Linked DNA regions of Mus musculus: regions 1, 2, 3 and 4 are each linked to region 5. A link is a loop called in an ENCODE intact Hi-C map of the cell type or tissue named here. Cell type or tissue: heart. All regions are shown on one strand. Region 1 has its middle 3.8 kb from the start of Snhg1. Region 2 holds the start of 1700092M07Rik (RIKEN cDNA 1700092M07 gene). Region 3 overlaps Nxf1 (nuclear RNA export factor 1). Region 4 holds the start of Ganab (alpha glucosidase 2 alpha neutral subunit). Region 5 holds the start of Ttc9c (tetratricopeptide repeat domain 9C).

Region 1 (4,000 bases), 100 kb after region 5:
AGAACTTACTTTATAGACTAGTCTGGCCTCAAACTCACAGAGATCCACCTGCCTCTACCTCTTGAGTGCTGGGATTAAAGGTGTGCAACATCACAGCCCAGCTTTTTTTTTAGCGTGGATTCTGTAGTGTTTACAACTGGGGTTGAAGTGATGATTCAGCAGTTCAGATCAAATGGTGTTCTTGTAGAGGACCTAAGTTTAGTTCTTAGTACCCATGTTATGTGGCTTATAGCCACCTGAACCCCAGCTCCAGGCAATCTAACTCTTCTGGCCTTTTTGGGCACCTGTACACATGTGGCATATATTTGTGAATACACAAACATACACATAAATAAAAATTAAAAGGAAAAGAAAACAAAAGCAAACCAAAACAGAATCATTCCATTTTCCAGATGAGAAGAGTGATATGCACATACACACGTGTGTGTGTGTGTGTGTGTGTGTGTGTGTGTGTGTGTGTGTGTGAGAATGTATGTATGTATGTATGTATGTATGTATGTCTGTCTATATATCCAACAGGATCTGGGAGAAGGGAACCAATAAATAAGGCAACTCTGTCTGCCTCCCTAGTGCTGGGATTAAAGGCATGCCACCACACTTGGCTCATATAAGCATTCTTGACTGAAATACTATTTTCATTTCCTAGAATTCTCTTTTGAGTTATTTGTTCTTTAATTAATAAGTTGAATAAAATCATGTGTTTCATCTTGTGTTTATATTGAGCTGTGTTTCAACTTTTAAAAATTACACCTTAACTCATTGCTTTTTTTCTTATTTATTCGTGTGTGTGTGTGTGTGTGTGTGTGTGTGGCTGTATGTTGTGGATGGGGGAGTGTGCATGCTTTAGCATATCTGGAAGTCACAGGTCAACTTAGAGGAGTCAGTTCTGTCCTTACAGTTTGGGTCCCAGGGGTTGAACTCAGGCCCTCAGGGTTGTGGAGCAAGTATTTTTACCCGATGAGACTTCACACAGCCCATGGTTTTGTTTTTGAGTCATGTTCTTAGGTAGCCTGGGTTGGCCTGGAACTCGATATCTAGCCGAGGATGAGCTGGCTTTGAACTTCGGATCCTCGTGCCTCTACTTTGAGGACTGAGACTGCAGGTGTGTGCCACGATACCAGGTTTTACGAGGCAGCGAGGTTCAAACCCAGGACTTTCTCTGTTCTAGCCAGCCCGCCACTAGCTGAGACACAGTCCCAATCTTACCCCTACGGCTTTTGTTGAACTGTCACTCGCCAGTTTGTTCCCTTCTAGTCCATTCTTCTAAATTGTAGCTTGAATGTTCAATTCACAGCACCCACATGGCAGCTAACAACTATCTGTAACTTCAGTTCCAGGGAATCTGACACCTTCTTCTGGTCTCCAAGGGCACCAGACAGGCACATGGTGCACAGACATCCATGTAAACAAAACACCCTTACACATAAATTTAAAAACAAAACAACAACAAAACCCCAACTGTTCACTTCTCCCCTTACGGTGTTTCAGTGCCCCCTTTGTTATTGTAAGGCTACAATCCAGTTTGACTAATACTTCTGTAAAGAAACGTTGCTCCCTTGCCAATTTGTTTCTGTCCCAGTTTTCTTCCTGTTGCTGTGATAAAATATCCTGACAGAAACTTGGGGGAGAGAGGGGTTTATTGTAGCTTATAGCTTCTGGTTACAGTCCATCATTGTCAGAGAATCAAGACACGCTTCAAAAAGCCACATCACATTTGTAGCCAAGAACAAAAATGAACGCCTGCCTTCCTGCCCACCTGCTTGTTTGCCTGTCCTTAGCTCAATTTCTCTACTCTTAGCTCAGGCCCCACTATGGAATGAATGATGCCATATGCAGTGGGCTTTGTCTTCCTATATCAAATAAGCCTGTTAACCACAGACATGGCTACAGGTCAGCCCATTGTTTACAATCCCTCATTGAAACTCTCTTCCCAGGTGATTTAGATTGTGTCAAGTTGGTAGTTAAAGCTGACCATCTCTTTCTTTCTTTCTTTCTTTCTTTCTTTCTTTCTTTCCTTTCTTTCTTTCTTTGGTTTTTCGGTTTTTCGAGACAGGGTTTCTCTGTATAGCTCTGGCTGTCCTGGAACTCACTTTGTAGACCAGGCTGGCCTCGAACTCAGAGATCCGCCTGCCTCTGCCTCCCGAGTGCTGGGATTAAGGGCATGCGCCACTACCCACGGCTTCTTTTTTATTTTTATTTATTTTTTTAAAAGAACTTTTTTTTTAAGCCGGGCGTGGTGGCGCATGCCCTTAATCCCAGCACTCAGGAGGCAGAGGCAGGCGGATTTCTGAGTTCGAGGCCAGCCTGGTCTACAAAGTGAGTTCCAGGACAGCCAGGGTTATACAGAGAAACCCTGTCTCAAAAACAAACAAACAAGCAAACAAAGAACTTTTTTTTAGATTTATTTATTTTGTGTGAGTACACTGCAGCTATTTTCAGGCAGACCAGAAGAGGGCATCAGGTGGCATTATAGATGGTTGTGAGCCACCATGTGGTTGTTGGGAATTGAACTCAGGACCTCTGGAAGAGCAGACAGCTCTCTTAACCACTGAGCCATCTCTCCAGCCCTCTATTTCTTTTTTTAAACAGATCATTACTGCAATTATTTATTCTGTGTGTGAGCCCACATATGCAGGTATGCCTCAGTGCACATGTAGAGGGCAGAGGGCAATTTTCAGGAGTTGTTTCTCTCCTACTATGGGTCCCAGAGACAGTACACAGTTCATCACAACATCACAACCAAGTGAGTTCCAGGGACTGACCGACAGGCTTGAAAGCAAGCACCTTAAATTGCTGAGCAGTCTCACCAGTTCCCTCCCTCCCTGAGCCTGACCCACCACTCTCTCCAGCCACAAATGCTTGAGATTTGATCTTATGCAGGTGAACCATCTCCCCACTGTCTAAGAGGATATAAGACACAAATAGAATGCAATATGTAATTACTAATTTAGTACTTCAGATGCTCAGACGATCGGGAGATAGATGATGCTAGATATATAGGCACATACACGCTAGGTGGTGCTCTACCACTAAGCAGATATAAACACTTTGTTTTTGAGAGCTTGGGCTGGCTTTGAGCGCTTATGTTTGAGCTCTTGCCTCAACCTGCCTCTATATTTTTGATTTTTTTTTTTTTTTCAGTCTCAGTTGATTCTCCATCACTGGCTAGAGTGCTGATGAATGTTTGGTCAAAGAACAAGCCTGCCCCCACCTGGTAGCAAGAGGCACTGCCTCCTTGTAGTGGAAAAGGGAACTATGCAAATGAGTAGAGCTTCATTTGGCACTGGGAGACCCAAGTGGAGAAGTTCTGTCAGTCTCTGTTTTAGGGACTTGAACATGTTAAACATACTCCGCACCACTAAGCTATAGCCCTAACACTATTTATTGATGTAATAATTTATTTTTCTATTTACTTTCATACTCATGTGAGTGGGTGCTATGTAGCAAGTGTGGTGTTCAGGAGATCATTTTTTTTGTTTGTTTGTTTTTTTTTTCGAGACAGGGTTTCTCTGTATAGCCCTGGCTGTCCTGGAACTCACTCTGTAGACCAGGCTGGCCTCAAACTCAGAAATCCGCCTGCCTCTGCCTAGGAGATCATTTTTGAGGGTTGGTTCTCTCCTTCCACCATGTGAGTCCCTGGGATTAAACTCAGGTCATTATACTTGACAGCAGAGGCTATTACCCATTTAGCCATCTCACCAGGTCCTAAGTTAGGTTCTTCTGTCTTTTATGGTCCTGAGGATTGACCTCTGGGGCCTTGTGTGTGCTTGGCAAGGAAGTGCTCCTACTACTGAACTATGCCCTAGTCTAACTAATAGATTAATTAATTTTAAAGGTTTATTTACTTGATGTGTGTGGGTGTTTAATGTCTGCACATATCATGTGTGTGCAATGTTCGTGGAGACCAGGCAGAGGGCATAGGAGCTCCTGGAACTGGAATTATATATGGTTGTTAGCTGCCTTGTGAGGGCTGGGACTTGAACCCTGGTTCTGTGGACTA
Region 2 (4,000 bases), 78 kb after region 5:
ACCACTACAGAAATCACCTGCCTCTGCCTCTTGAGGTCTGAAATTAAAGACATATACTATCTGGCTGAATTTCTGCATATAGACCCCTCAGCCTACCTCTACATAAGCTGAGTCCAAATCAGATTTCATATCCTTGGTCAATCTTTCCCAGTATCCTGCTTCATTAATCATTTTGTAAGATCTTTTCTATACTGACACCTAACCTCATTTTAAGCCAAGGCTTTTGATGCTGGGTAACTCTCAAGGAAAATGAGCCCTTGAAGACAATGCTCTTGCTTCCCAGTTGTTTCATCAGCATCTAGAACAGTGCTTTATAAATACTAGATGACCTAAGTGTCTACTGACTCAATGGAGGAGCAGGGTGTTTGGACATGGGTCTAGATACTTACCCTGGGGATTCATGGCGATGGAAAATGATGGAAGTAATCTAATTAGAATGCTGGGCTCTCCTGATGGCTAGCAGCTCACCTGTTTGATGATGTATGTTAGCTCCTCAATTTCTACTGCTTTATCATCAAAGAGGGACTTGCGCTTTGCCACTGCAGAGACAGATGAAACATTAGGACAGGTGAGGGTAAATAGCAAGGCTCAAAGAGCTAGGATGACAGTTCAGTAGTAGAGACACTTGCCTTAAGGTATACATCCCTGGTTTAAATCCCCAGCACCATAGAAAAAATAAGACAAAACCTCCATGAGCCTCACCTCCTAGTACTATGTTTCACTGTCCCACCTAGGAAAGGCCTCCCAAACACTCACAGATTGTTAGCTTCTCCAGCTTGGCAAATGTATTGCTGAGATCTTTCCCAATGCGCCTGCAAATGATCATCAGTGAGAAGGTTGTGGTAAAGGGCAGGAAAGAGGCTGTTACCATAACCTCCAACACAACCAATTCCACTCAGCCAAACCATCACAGGCAGATATACTTAAGACACTGTATCACCCCACCACAACGCCCCTCTCAACTCACCTGGCCATGAGGGTAAATTCACTGCACTGTCGGGCTGCGTGCAGAGCCGGTTTGCTTGTTTGGATTCCATTCTGAATTGTATCAAAAAGTTGCTACTTTAGTTCCTGTCACTACTTACCTCAGCTTTTCACTGCTCCCTCACATAACCCACTAAACACTCTAGCGCTGTTGACATCAGACAATCTACATTTATCAGTGGTTTGTAGATAAGAAAAAAATTAGATGTAGGTTTAAATCCTGACTCATCCTTTGTGGTATTTAGGGCAACTTACTTAAAGTATTCTTGAAATTACTGAAGACAATTCCTCCTCTCCTACTGATAAGATTAGTCTATCTAAGAGTTGTAAATTAAGTTTAGACAACTACCAAACAAACCTAAGCATTAACTAAATGGGCTCACGCCTGCCTTTCCACTCCAGCTTCTTACCTGACGGCTCTGCAGGGACTTGCAGGCAGACTGGAACTCCTGGGTCCGATCCCGGCAGGACATGGTGTCGGGAGGGGAGGGGACCAGGGCCACCGGAGTGGGCAAAGGAGTGCTGTCACTGCTGCTACTGATAGCAGTTGCAGGGGACAGAACCTGTGTCTTTGAGAGACCCAGGTAGACACCCTGATCCGTGTTCTTAGATCCGTAGCGTTTCCGCGGGATCATCGAGTCGCATAACCTCAGACTGTTGTGGAGAGGAGAATGTCATTCTCCAGACAGCCTCTTTCCCCAAACGCTCCCCTCAACTAGCAAATCCCCAGGCCCTTTCCCGTATTTGACAGACTTTGGAGCCCACGGCCACCCGCAGATCCTGCACCCTGGACACGGCGAGAACGGTCAGCTTCCTCCAGGCCCAAGGCGAAGCCTCCTCAGAGTCTCCTTCCGACTTGGCTCTGACTGCCAGAGCTCCGGCCGGGGCCCCTAAAGTCGAGAAAACAGCCACAGCCTGGTCCTGCGGCCCTGAACTTCCAGGCAGACCTTTGCAGTTAGCCCAGGTCTCAATCCTGCCTTTGGTATACGTGATTTCCTTCCCCCTCTCACAGAAAACAGCAACCGATCTCCAGAGGTGGACACACTTCGGAGGGCGGAGGGGGAGGCGAAAAAACCCTCTTAAAAGTGTTTATTTGAAACAGGAAGTCCCACCTCCGTCAAAGTTCCGCCTGTTGGAAGACTGCAGCCACTGATTGGATGGGGCCAAGTTTTTCCTTAACAAGACCTTTCCTGATTGGACAGCGAGGTATTCGCTTACGCGGAGCCGCCAGCAGGACTTACTCCTGGCTCCCTTCCCCCCTCCCCCGTCAAGCCGCTGCCCGGAGCTGAGCCGAACGACAGAGGCTGGACTCCTACTGAAGCGAAACCCTACCTCTTCTGTTTCCTACCGCCACCACCACCGCCACTCTTCCCAGATCGTTGCCGCCTCCTCGAAGGACTTGTAAGCAGTGGAAGCCGGACCAAAGAACAGGAGCCGCCACGTCACCTAGACGTACTCCTAACTCGGTGACGTGGCTGCTGCGCCACGCCTTTTTTTTAGCCCAGAGACAGAAAGAACACACCCCTACCATGCAAACTCGACTCCGCTCTCCTATTGGTTAGACTGCCACCGCGGCCCCGCCCCTGAAGTGCGAGAACAAATCTGGACCTGCTGGGTTAGAGGCGCCTTAAAGAGCCTGTGTGTGGTCTCAGAGCCTTTAAAGCTGGAAGCCTAGGCCTAAGTGTTTTCAGCAGATTCGCAATATTAACTTTATTCTCTGGTGTTGGGGAGGACTAAGACCAGGGTTGTAGTCAGCCTTTTTCTGGTTCCTTGTGGCTTCCCTCATGTTTGCGTTCCTGCATCTGATTGTCCTGCTTGCCTGACCGCGAGGACTCCCGACGGCTGAACATGGATAGCCTGCGCCACAGCACGGTGATCAGGAGACTTTCGTTAGATCTTTGTTTACGGCGGCCTGAGTTGTCCACTTCGTTGCCTACAAGCACCACAGGGTCCACTTAATTCACTTCTGTTCTCTCCAGCCCCACCTCTGGGGCAGTCCCTTTGGGGCACCTCCGGCTCCCATTCCAGGACCTGAGACCCGTTTTTTGTATCTAGTCCTACCTTCCCTGCCATCCTCTGTTACTTCATCCCTTGCTTGCTCATCCGAGGCCCAACGGTTCTTGTCCTGACAGCAGCCCATGGCCCCGAAAGGCGCAGGACTCTGTCACCCTCCCCAGCCAGCCTAGCTCTGGGCCTAGCTTTTGTGATGTCAGGTCTCCCGCAGCTAGGTGAGGGAACCCCTCCCACCTACAAGGCGTTTCTCCCATCACAAAAGGTCCAGGATCAGTACGCGCGTTGGGCTATTTATTAACAACATGAGCAAGGGGCTTCAAGGACTGGTGGATCCAGGCCGCTTCTTTTTCTTCCTTCTTTGGAGAGCACCTTGTGTCTGGTCCAAATCTGGGAGCTTCCGCTTGGCAGCTGCCTCCAAAGAGGCCCAAAGTTCATCTGTCTCTGTGTCTTCTGAGGGTACTTGGTTGGGCTCTTGAGGTTCTTGGGGCTCATCCTGATGATCAAGAAGGACATTCAGGAGTCAGGGAAAGAGGATGAAAATCTAGAAACCAATGCCCTCGTGTTCTGGAGGACTTCACCCTTGGCAATAGCCTGTAAAGGCTTGAGGACTCCTCAAGGAAATTAAGTTACAGTAAAGAGAAAGCCCCGGCCTGTGTTCTAGCAGCCTCCTGTTCTCTCCACAGAGAATCCCTTGCCATCATGCCTTTGGCTCCAAAATTCTCACACCTAACTAGTTGCTCACCTCCCAGTTATCCCGGCCTGACAGGAGAAGGCAGTTCAGTTGAGACTTGAGATAAACCTGTAAAATAAAAGGGGTTTTTGAGTCCAGATAAGCTGAGACGGAAACTTTTTGATGTGGGGCACAGGAAAGGGGAGAGGTTCCAGAAAAGGTAAGTTAGAATGGCGAGTGCCAAAGGTTTGGGCGCTCACCTTATGCTCTAGCCCACGTGGATTGCGGATCCTGTGTATCCTCAAGACTCTGTCCAAGCCACATGAGGCTAAT
Region 3 (4,000 bases), 58 kb after region 5:
GGCTGAGTGATAGAAGGCATTTAGCATGCGGAGGTCTCAGAGATAGAAAGCATGCTTACATGCATGAGGCTGGTAGAGCCCTTCTATGCTAGAAAAGCTGGGTTTTTTTTCCCCCCCTCTTCAAGAAAGGACAAGAGATACAAACATGTTTGTATCCACTTGAGATACAAACATTCCTTAACTCCTTTCCATATACTTATTATTCCTGGCAAGATGACTCAGACAACATGGCTACATATCAAATGTATTAATTCTAAAAGTCCTAAGACATGTGTGTCTTACTTGTCCCCGAGAGACTCCATCGTCTCCTAGAATCACTCTTAGCTTAAGTGTTAGGCTACATCCTGACCACACTTATCAGATTCCCTTTCACATGTCACCTTGCCTATCCTTAACTCTGTTCTTAGATGTTCTAAGACACTCATTTGAGGAAAGAATGGATTAGCATGCTACTTCCCTGTTGAGTAAATGTTCGAGAAAATGGATTCGAGGAGCTTGAGAGAGGTGTCAAACACTTTCAATGAGTCTAGTCCTGTTTCCTGAATCACCTATTCTTCCAAGTACTCACTGTAATCTTGAACCAGTTCTTGGTGGTCCCATCTTGACTGGTGCCAGCCCCTCCTCTCTCTGCAGGAGCTCTGTCTCTCCGTACAGTAATATGAATTCGATCTCGATCATGCCAACCATCTCCCCGACGATTAGGCCGGTTGGTATAGGGATTGCTATTGGGAAGCAGAATTAAATTTCCATAAACACTAGGGAAGAGGAACCTGTCCTGCTAGTGAAACTACAGCTACTAAATTGGTTCTGTCAAGTATCACTTTACAAGGTAAGACCAGACACAACAAAGACATCAGGGCTACATAATTCAGTGGGTCACTATTCAAAGCAGACTAATTGGTCACTTACTATCTTACTCGGGGGCCATCCTGGGGATCATTCATTGCTACATCGCCATCATCTTCCTCAAATCGGGAAGACTGTACACCAGAACCACCTCTTCCAGACCTACGATTCCCCTCACCACACTTCCATCGGAAAGGCCCCCGGCCTTTCTTTCTTCTTTGAGGGAAACTAACACGGTCATCATGCTCTGGAGTTGGAAACAGACACAGAAATTAGTAAATGCATGAATGGTCTAAGTTACCTTGGTGTGAGCACCAGTTTCTAGTACTCTGTACTCTTGGAAAAAACAGATATGAACTATAAAGGTTCCTTCACAGAGATGCCTATGCCCTAGCCAGAGCAAAGAACTTTCTTTATTACATCCACATCGTGAACAAGTTATTGGAAAACTATAGAAATGTTGGGAAATAAAAGGGTCAAGAGGCCAGGCAGTGGTAACACATGCCTTTAATCCCAGCACTTGGAAGGCAGAGGCAGGCGGATTTCTGAGTTCGAGGCCAGCCTGGTCTACAGAGTGAGTTTGAGGACAGCCTGAGCTATACAGAGAAACCCTGTCTCGAAAAAACAAACAAACAAACAAACAAACAAACAAATAAATAAATAAGTGGGTCGCGAATGTACCTCAAGGCGCTGGAGAAATGACTTACCACACCACCACCATCCCATGGTTTCTCTGTGTAGCTCTGGCTATCCTTGAACTAACTGTAGACCAGGCTGGCCTCAAACTCAGAGATCCATCTGCCTCTGCCTCCCTAGGTGCTGGGATTAAAGGTGTGGGCCACAACCTCCAGCAAGATGACTTTTTTCTTTTTATTCTTTTCTTATATAAAACATTCTGACTAGAGCCTCTCCTCCCTCCACTTCTCCCAGTCTCCCCCGCCCCCCCCCCCCCCCGCAACTTCCCTCCTCCCACCCTTTGTCTACTGTTTCTGTTTCCCTTCAGAAAAGAGTAGGTATCCCAGTGATAGCAATTGAACATGGCATAACAAGATGTATGGCATAGTAAGATGCAATGACACTAGACACAACCTCTCATATCAAGACTGGACAAGGTAACCCTGGAGGAGAAAAAAGGTGCTAAGAACAGGCAAAATAGTCAAGACATCCCCGTTCCAATAGGAGTCCTACAAAAATCCTGAAGCTAAACACAACAACATACAGGCAGAGGACCTAGTGCAGACCCATGTAGGCTCTGTGATTGCCACTTCAGTCTCTTGTGAGCCTCTAGGAGCCCTGCTTAGTTGATTTTGTGGACTGAATTCTCCTGGTGTCTTCAACTCTTCTGACTCCTACACTTTTTCCTCCTCCTCTTCCTCATAGTTGCCCAAGCTCCACCTTGGATGTGGGTCTCCGCCATCTGTTCTCATCAGCTTCCATGCTAGGGCTAGTGATTGGGCTAGTCATAATGTTCTCAAGAAAACTAGCTAGTTGGGGATGGGGGGCTGGAGAGATGGCAGAGTGGTTAAGAGCACTAACTTGCTCTTCTGAAGATTCTGAGTTCAATTCCCAGCAACCACACTGTTGCTCACAACCATCTGTAATGAGATCTGGCGCCCTCCTCTGGAGTGTCTGAAAACAGCTACAGTGTACTTACAGGAAAGAAAGAAAGAAAGAAAGAAAGAAAGAAAGAAAGAAAGAAAGAAAGAAAGAAAGGAAGAAAACAAGCTAGCTGCTCTTCTAGAGGACCAGCTTTGATTCTCAGCACCCACTATACTGCACAACTGTCTGTAGGCCTCCACAGGAACCCCAGGCACTTACATAGTACAAAGACATACAAGCAGGCAAAAACACTTATATACAAAAAAGAAAATTCAAGCCAGGTGGTGGTGGTGCATGCCTTTAATCCCAGCACTTGGAAGGCAGAGGCAGTAATAGAAGGCTTGGCTATCACAGTCAATGACCTGGCTTTTATCCTCAGTATCTCCTCAAAATAAACAGACAAGCAACAAAAACAGCCCTTTTCATTTTAGTGTTAGTAGTCCATGGTTTTAATACCAGCAGGAGAATCCGGATTTCAAGGTCATTTACAGCTACACCCTGAATTTAAGATCAACTCATGCTACTACATGAGGTCTTGTCTTAGTCCAGTCTTTTTTTTTTTTTTTTTTTTTTTTTTTTTGGGTTTTCATGACAGGGTTTCTCCGCCTGCCCCTGCTTCCTGAGTGCTGGGATTGAGGTCTTGTCTTTAAACAAAACAAAGTTTAAAAGGCAGAAGGGAAGAGTCTTCCCACAAGTTCATGAGCAACCTTAACTAAACTCAGGCTCTGGAGTCTGAATGGAAGTTGACTTTGTAGTTAATTCCAGGGAATCCACTACCTTCTTCTGGCCTCTGCAGGCACCAGACATACACAAATATACATAAGACAAAATAGACATAGAAAAAAAAAAAAAACATAGAAAGAGTAGGGTTGGAGAGATGGCTCAATGGTGTAGAGCACGGGCTGTTCTTACAGAGGTCCTGAGTTCAATTCCCAGCACCCACAGTGGTTCATGACTATCTATAAAGGAATCTGATGCCTCCTTCTGGCATGCAGGTGTACATGCAGCAGAACACTTATACATTAAATAAATTAATTAAATTAATAAACAAATATGTAAAAATAAAAAAGAGTAATGAAAGGTGAATACAATTACAACTGTGTACATGTATAAAATTACCCCCCCCCAAAAAAAACCTTAGAATTTAAAGAAAAAAGAAAACCAAAACCACCCAGAAACCAGATCCTACAAAGAAAACTAAAATGTGGAAGTATGGGCAACCCCAAAATATAACCAGATTCCTGAAAACCACCTAAAATCTGCCACTTGCATATTCTTTTGCTTATGTGTACAGTTGATGGTCACAGAACCAGATGTTATGGCCACCACCTGCAATCCTGGCAATTGGGAAATGGAGGCTTCAATTACACAAGAAATCAAAGCTATGCTGGGCTACATGAGATTCTATCCCAAAAAATAAAAAAATTCTTACAAATAGGACGTATTTAAAGTCTCCTAAAAACAACTACCGCCGGGCAGTGGTGGCGCACTCCTTTAATCCCAGCACTCGGGAGGCAGAGGCAGGCGGATTTCTGAGTTCGAGGCCAGCCTGGTC
Region 4 (4,000 bases), 79 kb before region 5:
GAGAACCTAGCCAAGTGTGGTAGTACAGACCTATAATCCCAGTACTTGGGAAGTAGAAACAAGAAGACAGTTCAGTCATCCTTAGCTACATATTAAATTTAAGGGCTAGCCTAGGCTATGTGAAACCCCATCTTGAAATCCAAGAAACACTTGTTGTATGTATTAAACAAACACTGCCAAACCTTGGACCACAAGTTTTATTTAAATTTTTTGCAGTGTTGAAGAGTGAACTCAGGGTCTCACTCATGCTAGGCTACATCCAGCTACATTCTCAGCTTATAGCACCAGCCTTTTAAACAAGTTCTTCCAGTGACTATGATTTAAGCAATACAGGAACACACTAAGATGTGTTCCCCAGGGAGTACAGAGGGGACTCATAAGAAGGCTTAGTAGAAGCTGGGCAGAGGTGGCACACACCTTTAATCCCAGCACTTGGGAGGCAGAGGCAGGCGAATTTCTGAGTTCAAGGCCAGCCTGGTCTACAAAGTGAGTTCCAGGACAGCCAGGGCTATACAGAGAAACCCTGTCTCGAAAAAACAAAAACAAACAAACAAACAAAAAAAGAAGGTTTAGTAGCTAAGAGCACTTGTAGCCACGTGTAATTACCTAAGCTTGATTATCCAGGACCCACATGTGGGACGGAGAAAAGCAACTCATTCCATACATGTACAGAGGTAAACTCACATACATGTGCACACAACTCACACTGGGAAAATAAACGTTAAAAACAGAAAACTCATTTTAAAAAAGGGGGAAGTCAGGCATAATGATGCACACCCTTTAATCCTAGCACTTTGAGGCAGAGGCAGACAGAGGCAGAGGCAGATGGATCTCTTACAGGTTTGAAGCCAAGCCTGGTCCACATACATAGTGAATTCGAGGTCAGACAAGCCTAGATTGACAAGACCTTGTCTCATTATATAAATGAATAAGAAGGGGGTTGGGGCAAGGCAACACAGAAGATATGGTTCTTCTAAGCAATAAAACCAAGAAAGGGCTTATCATACACAGTTATCCAGCCTCCATATCTACTTGGAAGGTAAAAGAAAGTTACCATATAGTGAGGTGAATGCAGGTCCTGTTTGATCCCCAGAAGCACCAAAAGGAAATTGTGAAGGGGATCAGTTAATAAAGTTCCCTAGAAGCAGGAAATTTTGGAAAGCTGGCAGGCAGCCACCAGTAGTGAAAAAAGGCAGCCAGCAAAGTGAGAAAACACTAGGAACTAGCGTGCTAGGCTTTGGAGGAAGAAGTACCTGTAAGACAAACAGAAGACAATGCTACTAGAAAAATCTAATCAGAAGGCATTGATACAGCCTGGGTCCTGAGGAATGGCTACTTATGTAGCGGTAGTGAGCAGTTTAGCTCGTAAATACTCCCTGGAACCCTATCTTCAAGTCTTTAAAATAGGTTTGGAGAGATGTCAGTAAGGAAATGATTGGTAAAGAATATTTTCAACATGACTTGTTGGCTCTAGGAATGCCTTAAGCATCCCAAACGAGAGGTGTTCATGAGCTAAGTCAAGTATGAACTTTAGGGTAAGTTACATCTGTTTATTGGAGAAGAACTTGAGTATATGATTCACCCTTTTTACACTGCTGTCGACAGTACACGCCTCTCCCGACCCTTTACATCCGTTAGGTGTACCGCGCTTTACGGCGCTGATGTGTTTTCAAGCTTTTTTTAAGGTTCTACAAAACTCCAGAGAACAGGCCAAATTATTTGATACATGTTGTGTTTGAGCAACATTATCCATGCAGACTGTGAACTTACTGGACCCTGCCCCAGCCGTGCCCAGCAAATGAACACTAATGAAACTGGCCCAGGCTGGTCGGGAGGGCAAGGAAGGAATACAGGACGATCTGCCCATCGTATTGCTTCCAACCTGAAAAAGGAGCAGTGTGGCAACAGGCTGCTTTTTTACAGGCTGGGATGCATTTCGTCCCCCTACCTGCCTCGACAGCCCTGCGCACTGCAGGAAGGAGACGAAAGCATTGACCACCCCGAACCGCCAAGGGAGAAGGGGCGGCTGGGAGCGGACAAGACCGAAGACAGCACCCAGCTTCAGCCTTTCTAAGCCCGGCGAGATTCAGGAACCCCACAGACAAGGGCCGCAGCGACTCGTGAATCTGCCGCTGGGAGGCTGTAGCCAGAGGCCACCACCACGAGGACAAAGAGCCCGTTGCGAGGCCAGAAGTAGCAGGGTGATGGGAAGGCATACAAAAAGAAGCAATATGGGGCTCGGGGGATCTAGGGCCGTCCGGACGCGCCCCCGGGTTCCGGGCTCCTCACCGCCTCCTACGCGCCGCCACTGCCGCTATTGCCGCCATCTTGTACCGGGTTTGCTCCTTGACCCGAACCTACCCGCCCCTGTGCACGTTGAGCCACGTACCCTAGTGCCCGCCCCTTCCGGCCTTCCGATTGGCTCGTCCAGAGCGCGGCCGGACGTCTATCCCATTGGTCGAGCGCGTTCTTTATTATGAATGGGGCGTGCCTCGACGCCCCGGGCTCTGCGTTCTCAGGCTTTTGGCAGCTTTCCGTGTCAGATAGAAACACTGGACTGTTTGTCTCAACTCGGCAAATTTTATTTAGAAAAAATGGTGGGGTTTGAAAAAAGTGACACCACTCATTACGTACGGACTTAGAAGCATCCACCCTTCTGTAGCACCTTAGGCTCTTCTCTCAGTTTAACCTCGCACAACTTGTAGAGAAAAGGTCAAGTCCCCTGCCGAAGCAGAGTGGATGGCGGAGGTGCTTGAAAGCGGCCAGAGAAGAGCCCCAGGCGATCGATGTTGCGGTGGAGGACACTGTGCAGCACAGACAGATGTGGTCCTCCTTCAGCTCCACCCTCCCTGGCAAAGTCCCGGATGAAGCGGCCACGTTCAGACTGGAAGATGAACTTCTGGGGCAAGGGCCCATGCTCCCGAAGAAAACCCCAGACACTAAGCAGCAACAGACGCACTTCAAAAGGTGCCAGTTGGCTAAATACCTCGTGCATATTACCCAGGGCTGGTGGCAAGAGGCTTCCCTCAGCCATGACAGCCACCAGGATACAGGATGCCTCCAGATGCCAGGGGGAGTGGGTTGTATCAGGGTGTCGAGAGGCTTCCCAATGGCTCAAGAGGGCAGCCAGCAGCCCCCGCAGCAGCACGGAGCAGTAGCACAGGGCTGGGGGAGCAGCTGCTACCAGCTTCAAAAGCTCAAACAGCAGAGGTTGTTCCCGGAAGCGCCTACCAATTCGGAGATCCCGCTCCACGGTGGCTCGTGCATGATCCTCTGGGGGCCAGGCCAGCTCAGCACCAGCTGCATCAGGACACACGCTCTCCACTAAGGTCACCGCAACTGCTTTGGCTGCCTCTGGGCTCAGGGTGGGAGCCCCCCAGCAACCCTCACGCTCGCTGTTCCCTGATGCGCTGCAGCAGTGCACTAGGAGGCTAACGAGGCTCTGGGTGTTATAGATCACTTCTTGATGGTTTCGAGATTGAACAATTTTAGGTGGCTTTAAGCCACGGCCGATAACTCCAGCATGGAAAACTGACCAGATCCCTCCAGGACCCGGCACTGCTGCAGTATGCCTCCGGTTAATGTCCAACAATGAGGCAGAAGCCAAAGGGGTTGAGACAATTGAGAGGGTCTCATTGTCTCCATCCATTTCCCCTCCAAATAGTTCTGTGTTGCCCCGATGTAAGGCTCCCTCTACAAGCAGCTGTAGGACAGCCTTGAGCCCAGCTGGGGAAGTCTGAGAAAGGCGGGTAAGAAGCTGAGAGGCTGAAGCCACACCAGGAGGGCCATGCAGCCTTAGAGAAGAGAAGAAGTGGTGTACTCCAGCTCTCACTAGTCCCAATAGTTGGGAAGGGGACAGGGCTTCAGAAGGAAAGGGACATATTGCAAGGAGGGAGGCAGCAGCTTCAGCTACTTCCTCCTCTGGGTGTAGTAGGAGAGGAGCCAGATCAGCCAGGTGAGCTGAGGCAGACTCCCCAAACCGGGCCCCTAAGGCTGAAGG
Region 5 (4,000 bases):
AGTCACTATAGGTTAGCTCTAACCATGCAAGCATTTCAAAAGGAGAAAGTCGTTAACTCCTGGGGGAAGTTTCCACAAACCTACCACAAGGTTACTCCACTAGAACCCCTAAATCATTTCAGCTCAGTTAGTTAGGAGCCTTAAGGGCACCAGTGTAGAATAAGTCTATAAATATGCTTATTTACAGCCTGGACAGGAGACTTAAAATATAAACACAACAGGGACAAAGTAAAAAGCCCCAGTCAAGTAACTAACATTCTACTAAAATGTTACTAGACTAAGTTTCTCTTTGCTAGTTAATGATTAAACCCAAAAGGCTCACACACTGTCTCCGACGGCTTAAGCAGGAAGGAGCAAGGTTAAATATCCAGAGTCTCTTTGAAGACTAACTTGGGTTTGACAGAGCAGCATTTCACGGACTGTTTTTTGCTTAACATTTTTAAGGTAAGGAACGAACTGTCAGGCCTTAGCTTCCAACTGGTCTCGGGAGAGCGCCAATTTTTCAGCATATTTGCGGCTAAAGGTATTCTGCTAAAGAGGGGTGGGCACCAGAAGACTGATCCACAGGTAGCTCGAAAGCCACACACACACACACACACACACACACACACACTTCCATCCACTAACACCAAGGAACCACGTTAGGCAGGAACCTCCCTCCTGCAAACAGTGTAAAGACAAGACGCCCAAACCTTCAAAAAGATGGACAGCGGATGAAAGCCACCTTCCCAGGAGAATCTCATCAAAAAGCCACTAGAACAGTGCACTTTCGGGCAAGTGGAAACAAGGAATCAGATAGCGCGGTGCAGGGTGGGGTGCTGGATCGGAGACGCACCCGGCAGGTTGAAGCCCGGCTTGGCTGCCAGTTCCTCACCTTGTTCCTCTACGGCCTTGTCACCCGGTGCCTCGGATCCCGGAGTCTCGTCTCCGCTCCGTTCCTCCGGCCCGTCTTCCTCCCCCTTGCCGTTGTCATGCTCTTCGCCACCATTTACCCCACCTGACCCAGCCGTGGCCTCCGCCGGTGTGTCGGAAGCTTCGGACTCGGCCTCCATGGCTGACGTCTCCGGGGGCTCCGGAGGCGGCTGCGCGGCCTGGCCCAAAGCCTGAGCAGGTGGTGGTTCCTCGTCTTCGTCCTCAAGCAGCGCCTCCTCGTCCTCCTCCTCGTCGTCGTCCTCCTCCTCCTCGTCCCCGCCCGGGCCTCCGCCCGACGCGGCCACAGGCCGAGGCTCCGCCTTGCAGGCCCCACCGGGCCCGGCCCCACCAACGCCGGCCTCGTCCTCCAGCATCTCAGCATCCAGTGCCTCCTGAAGACGCTGCGCCAGATCCATTTTGAGGCCGCGCGAATCCAGGCCCCGCCGCTGAAGCTCCGACCGCAGCTCGGTCACTTTCAGCCGCTTCACCTCCATCGCCGCCGTCGCCTCCTCCGCCTCCCGCCGCCTCCTCCCCTGCGAACTGTCGACCGAGCCCGACCGCGCAGGCGCCGCCGCCGCCCGCCTCCGCCTCCCGCGCCAGCACTGAGCCCGCGCTAGCAAGCGCACGCACACAGAGGCAGAGGCCGCGCTGTCTTCGCGGCGTGTTTATGTCGCCTTCCTCCTGCCCTGCCCCTTTCGGCTCACTGAGCGCAAAACAAGACGGCGAGGAGCAGCTTCCGACACACTCTGTACTCGACCGCGGGGGAGTGCGCGCCGAGGACGACGGAGTTCCCTCACTTCCCCTCCCTCCTCTCAGAGATCCGGGCCAATCAGCGCAAGCGGCCTAACCGCGCAGCCGCACAGGGGCCTGAGTCGGGCAAGGCTGGCTGCGGCTCAAGTGCCTCGTAGCACGGAAGCGTGAGCGCGCTCCTCTTTCCGTACTTCAGTCGTAGGCTCTGCGCAGTCGCGCCGGAGTCCCGCCCATCTCAGGTCTCTTACTTCCTGCCCGCTCCCAATTACCGGAGCACCCTAGGGCTTACTCGATGTCCTCTCTTGCTTATTCTTTGACTGTAACTTCTGAGACTAGTAACCGAAGCCAAGCTGGAAGGATGGGTGGTGCAGGGTTTTCGTAGCCAGGAGGGAAAGGCCTTTCCAGCATCAAGGGAGAGAGAGAGAGGGAGAGAGCAATGCCGGGACCTCTTTCTGTGCTTAAACATCTACCCAGCAACAGAGGCGCCAACCCCACCCCTTCCTTCTCTCGTTGGCCAGCTTGAATCGTAGTCTGTTGCTCTGATTGGTCCTCCGATATCGTGCGGCTTTTTTTCCTATTGGAGAAGTGGCCGGGAATTTTTTTTTTCCGGGTTGGTCCGCTGGGGAGGCGGGGCCGGTTCTGCGGGATTACTTTTCTAGACTCCTTTCTGATTGGGTGGCATGACGCAATGCGCGTGCCCCGTTAGAGGCTAAACTGCTGGCAGGTCTGGTCTCTTCCTCTCTGTGCTCCTGCAACTTAAACCGAATTCCTGGAGGAGTCTTCCGGCTTGGGCCTCCGCTGTGGTGCGGTTGTTGGGCACAATGCTTCCGGCCTCTTGTGCCTCACTTGTGGACTGGAGACTCAGGCCTCACTCACTTCGGTTCCTCAATTAACAGCAGAACCATCAACAAATGTTTGTTGGATAAGGACAAATAAAGAGATTGGAAAGGAGCGAAGCCTTTTTGACTTGTTTCACTTGTTCCCGCCTACTCCATCTTCTTCCAGGTCAGGGGGTGTGCCTCAGAGAAAGAAGGAAACGAATTTTGCGGGCGGTCACACACTTGGAACGTTTAGTCGGGCCTTTGGATTTCCCTAGTGTCTGTAATCACGCCGGGATCTCTTCTAATGGAACTCATTTGGTCAATGGCCTCACTATCCTCACATCATTCCTTTTTTTAGTTTGCGGTACTTCTGGAAACTGAAAACTAGCACAGGAGAATAGATGGGACTAGTAAAAACAGCAAAACCCACATCCCTGCGAGCTTCTTGCTTACGAAATCGATGCTCTAATCATTTATTTTGATCCCATTCTACTGCTTCAGTTTCTCTTTCATTTAACAGTTCCAACAGTCATGGAGAAGCGCCTTCAGGAGGCTCAGGTATACAAGGAGGAAGGAAACCAGCGCTACCGGGAAGGAAAGTACCGAGATGCTGTGAGTAGGTACCATCGAGCTCTTCTTCAGCTGCGGGGTCTGGACCCAAGTCTGCCTTCCCCTCTTTCTAGTCTGGGACCTCAGGGCCCAGCTCTCACACCGGAGCAAGAAAACATACTGCACACCATCCAGACCCACTGCTACAACAACCTAGCTGGTAAGTATGGGACGAGCGTGGGCAGAGAATCAAGACCGCAGGGCCGGGCAGTGGTGGAGCATGACTTTAATCCCACTACTCAGGAGGTAGAGGCAGTTCAAATACAGAGTGAGTTCCAGGACAGTCAGGGCTACACAGAGAAACCCTGTATCAAAAAGCAAAACAAACAAAAAAGATAGAATCATCAAGCCCTGTGAACATTGGAAGATGTTCTTTTTCACTGCCACCTGGCTATTTAGCAGTCGATTGAAACCTGTTTCCAATTTGTAGAGTATTCTAAAAGCAAGCGGGATTTCACAAACCTCACCTGAAACTACTTCCTGGGCTCTAAAGCCCAGATATCTTGATTTGGTGGACCTAGAATGGGTTTATTTCGAAGAATGATGCTAACACCTGTAATTGCAGCACTGGAGAAGTCCAAGTAGAAAAATGGCTTCAAGTTTGAGAGCCAGACTAGCCTGTGATGTGTGCTAATACCCTAATTCAAACAAGTAAGAATTAACTGTATCCCGTCGTGGTGGCGCAAGCCTTTAATCCCAGCACTTGGGAGGCAGAGGCAGGCGGATTTCTGAGTTCGAGGCCAGCCTGGTCTACAAAGTGAGTTCCAGGACAGCCAAGGCTACACAGAGAAACCCTGTCTCAAAAAAACAAACAAAATAAAAAACAAAACAAAACAAAAAAAAATAAATTGAAAAATGGAGATAGTCATAGTCCTGGGGATGTTTCGTTTAAGGGATGGTTACATAGG

The links. A loop is a pair of places that touch in the nucleus more often than their neighbours do. Peaks named below come from ENCODE experiments on the same cell type or tissue, not always from the same donor. Only the 100,000 strongest peaks of a DNase experiment are listed, where the experiment ranks them.
Region 1: a loop joins it to region 5, with 2.6 times the contacts of the local background. A loop is called at or near these places in 6 of 42 quality-filtered maps.
Region 2: a loop joins it to region 5, with 2.6 times the contacts of the local background. A loop is called at or near these places in 12 of 42 quality-filtered maps.
Region 3: a loop joins it to region 5, with 1.9 times the contacts of the local background. A loop is called at or near these places in 12 of 42 quality-filtered maps.
Region 4: it touches region 5 in a loop (2.5-fold over the local background); 6 of 42 quality-filtered maps call a loop at or near these places.

The regions. Positions count from the first base shown.
Region 1 is chr19:8,717,737-8,721,736 of GRCm38, reverse strand. It overlaps a transcript of Slc3a2 not described here. Among named protein-coding and RNA genes, the nearest start is that of Snhg1, 3.8 kb to the left of the region's middle. In heart, CTCF peaks have their summits at 2,436 (motif pointing right) and 3,204; a DNase peak (open chromatin) is centred at 3,216; H3K4me3 peaks cover 288 bases; H3K27ac peaks cover 277 bases.
Region 2 is chr19:8,739,892-8,743,891 of GRCm38, reverse strand. Wdr74 (WD repeat domain 74) reads right to left here. Exons shown (of 11, transcript NM_134139.1): 9 at 3,928-4,000; 10 at 3,740-3,796; 11 at 3,268-3,490. The coding sequence ends at 3,314. It overlaps 1700092M07Rik (RIKEN cDNA 1700092M07 gene), which reads right to left and starts at 3,174. Exons shown (of 2, transcript NM_001177347.1): 1 at 3,046-3,174; 2 at 2,667-2,917. The coding sequence starts at 3,124. The coding sequence ends at 2,736. It overlaps Stx5a (syntaxin 5A), which reads right to left and starts at 2,089. Exons shown (of 10, transcript NM_019829.4): 1 at 1,395-2,089; 2 at 968-1,038; 3 at 757-812; 4 at 469-539. The coding sequence starts at 1,619. Mir6992 (microRNA 6992) reads right to left here and starts at 921; the gene lies at 813-921. In heart, a CTCF peak has its summit at 2,187; DNase peaks (open chromatin) are centred at 1,511, 2,181, 2,461 and 3,131; H3K4me3 peaks cover 2,586 bases; H3K27ac peaks cover 2,206 bases.
Region 3 is chr19:8,759,405-8,763,404 of GRCm38, reverse strand. Nxf1 (nuclear RNA export factor 1) reads right to left here. Exons shown (of 21, transcript NM_016813.2): 2 at 910-1,093; 3 at 569-722. Among named protein-coding and RNA genes, the nearest start is that of Nxf1, 4.3 kb to the right of the region's middle. In heart, a CTCF peak has its summit at 2,465 (motif pointing left); no DNase peak of the experiment used is centred here.
Region 4 is chr19:8,896,449-8,900,448 of GRCm38, reverse strand. Ints5 (integrator complex subunit 5) reads right to left here. Exons shown (of 2, transcript NM_176843.3): 2 at 2,559-4,000. The coding sequence ends at 2,714. It overlaps Ganab (alpha glucosidase 2 alpha neutral subunit), which reads right to left and starts at 2,392. Exons shown (of 24, transcript NM_001293621.1): 1 at 2,290-2,392. The coding sequence starts at 2,327. In heart, a CTCF peak has its summit at 2,162; a DNase peak (open chromatin) is centred at 2,398; H3K4me3 peaks cover 2,761 bases; H3K27ac peaks cover 2,356 bases.
Region 5 is chr19:8,817,688-8,821,687 of GRCm38, reverse strand. It overlaps Ttc9c (tetratricopeptide repeat domain 9C), which reads left to right and starts at 2,394. Exons shown (of 4, transcript NM_027412.3): 1 at 2,394-2,667; 2 at 3,004-3,252. The coding sequence starts at 3,015. Hnrnpul2 (heterogeneous nuclear ribonucleoprotein U-like 2) reads right to left here and starts at 2,287. Exons shown (of 14, transcript NM_001081196.1): 1 at 875-2,287. The coding sequence starts at 1,406. In heart, no CTCF peak of the experiment used is centred here; DNase peaks (open chromatin) are centred at 1,837, 2,277 and 3,105; H3K4me3 peaks cover 3,853 bases; H3K27ac peaks cover 3,755 bases.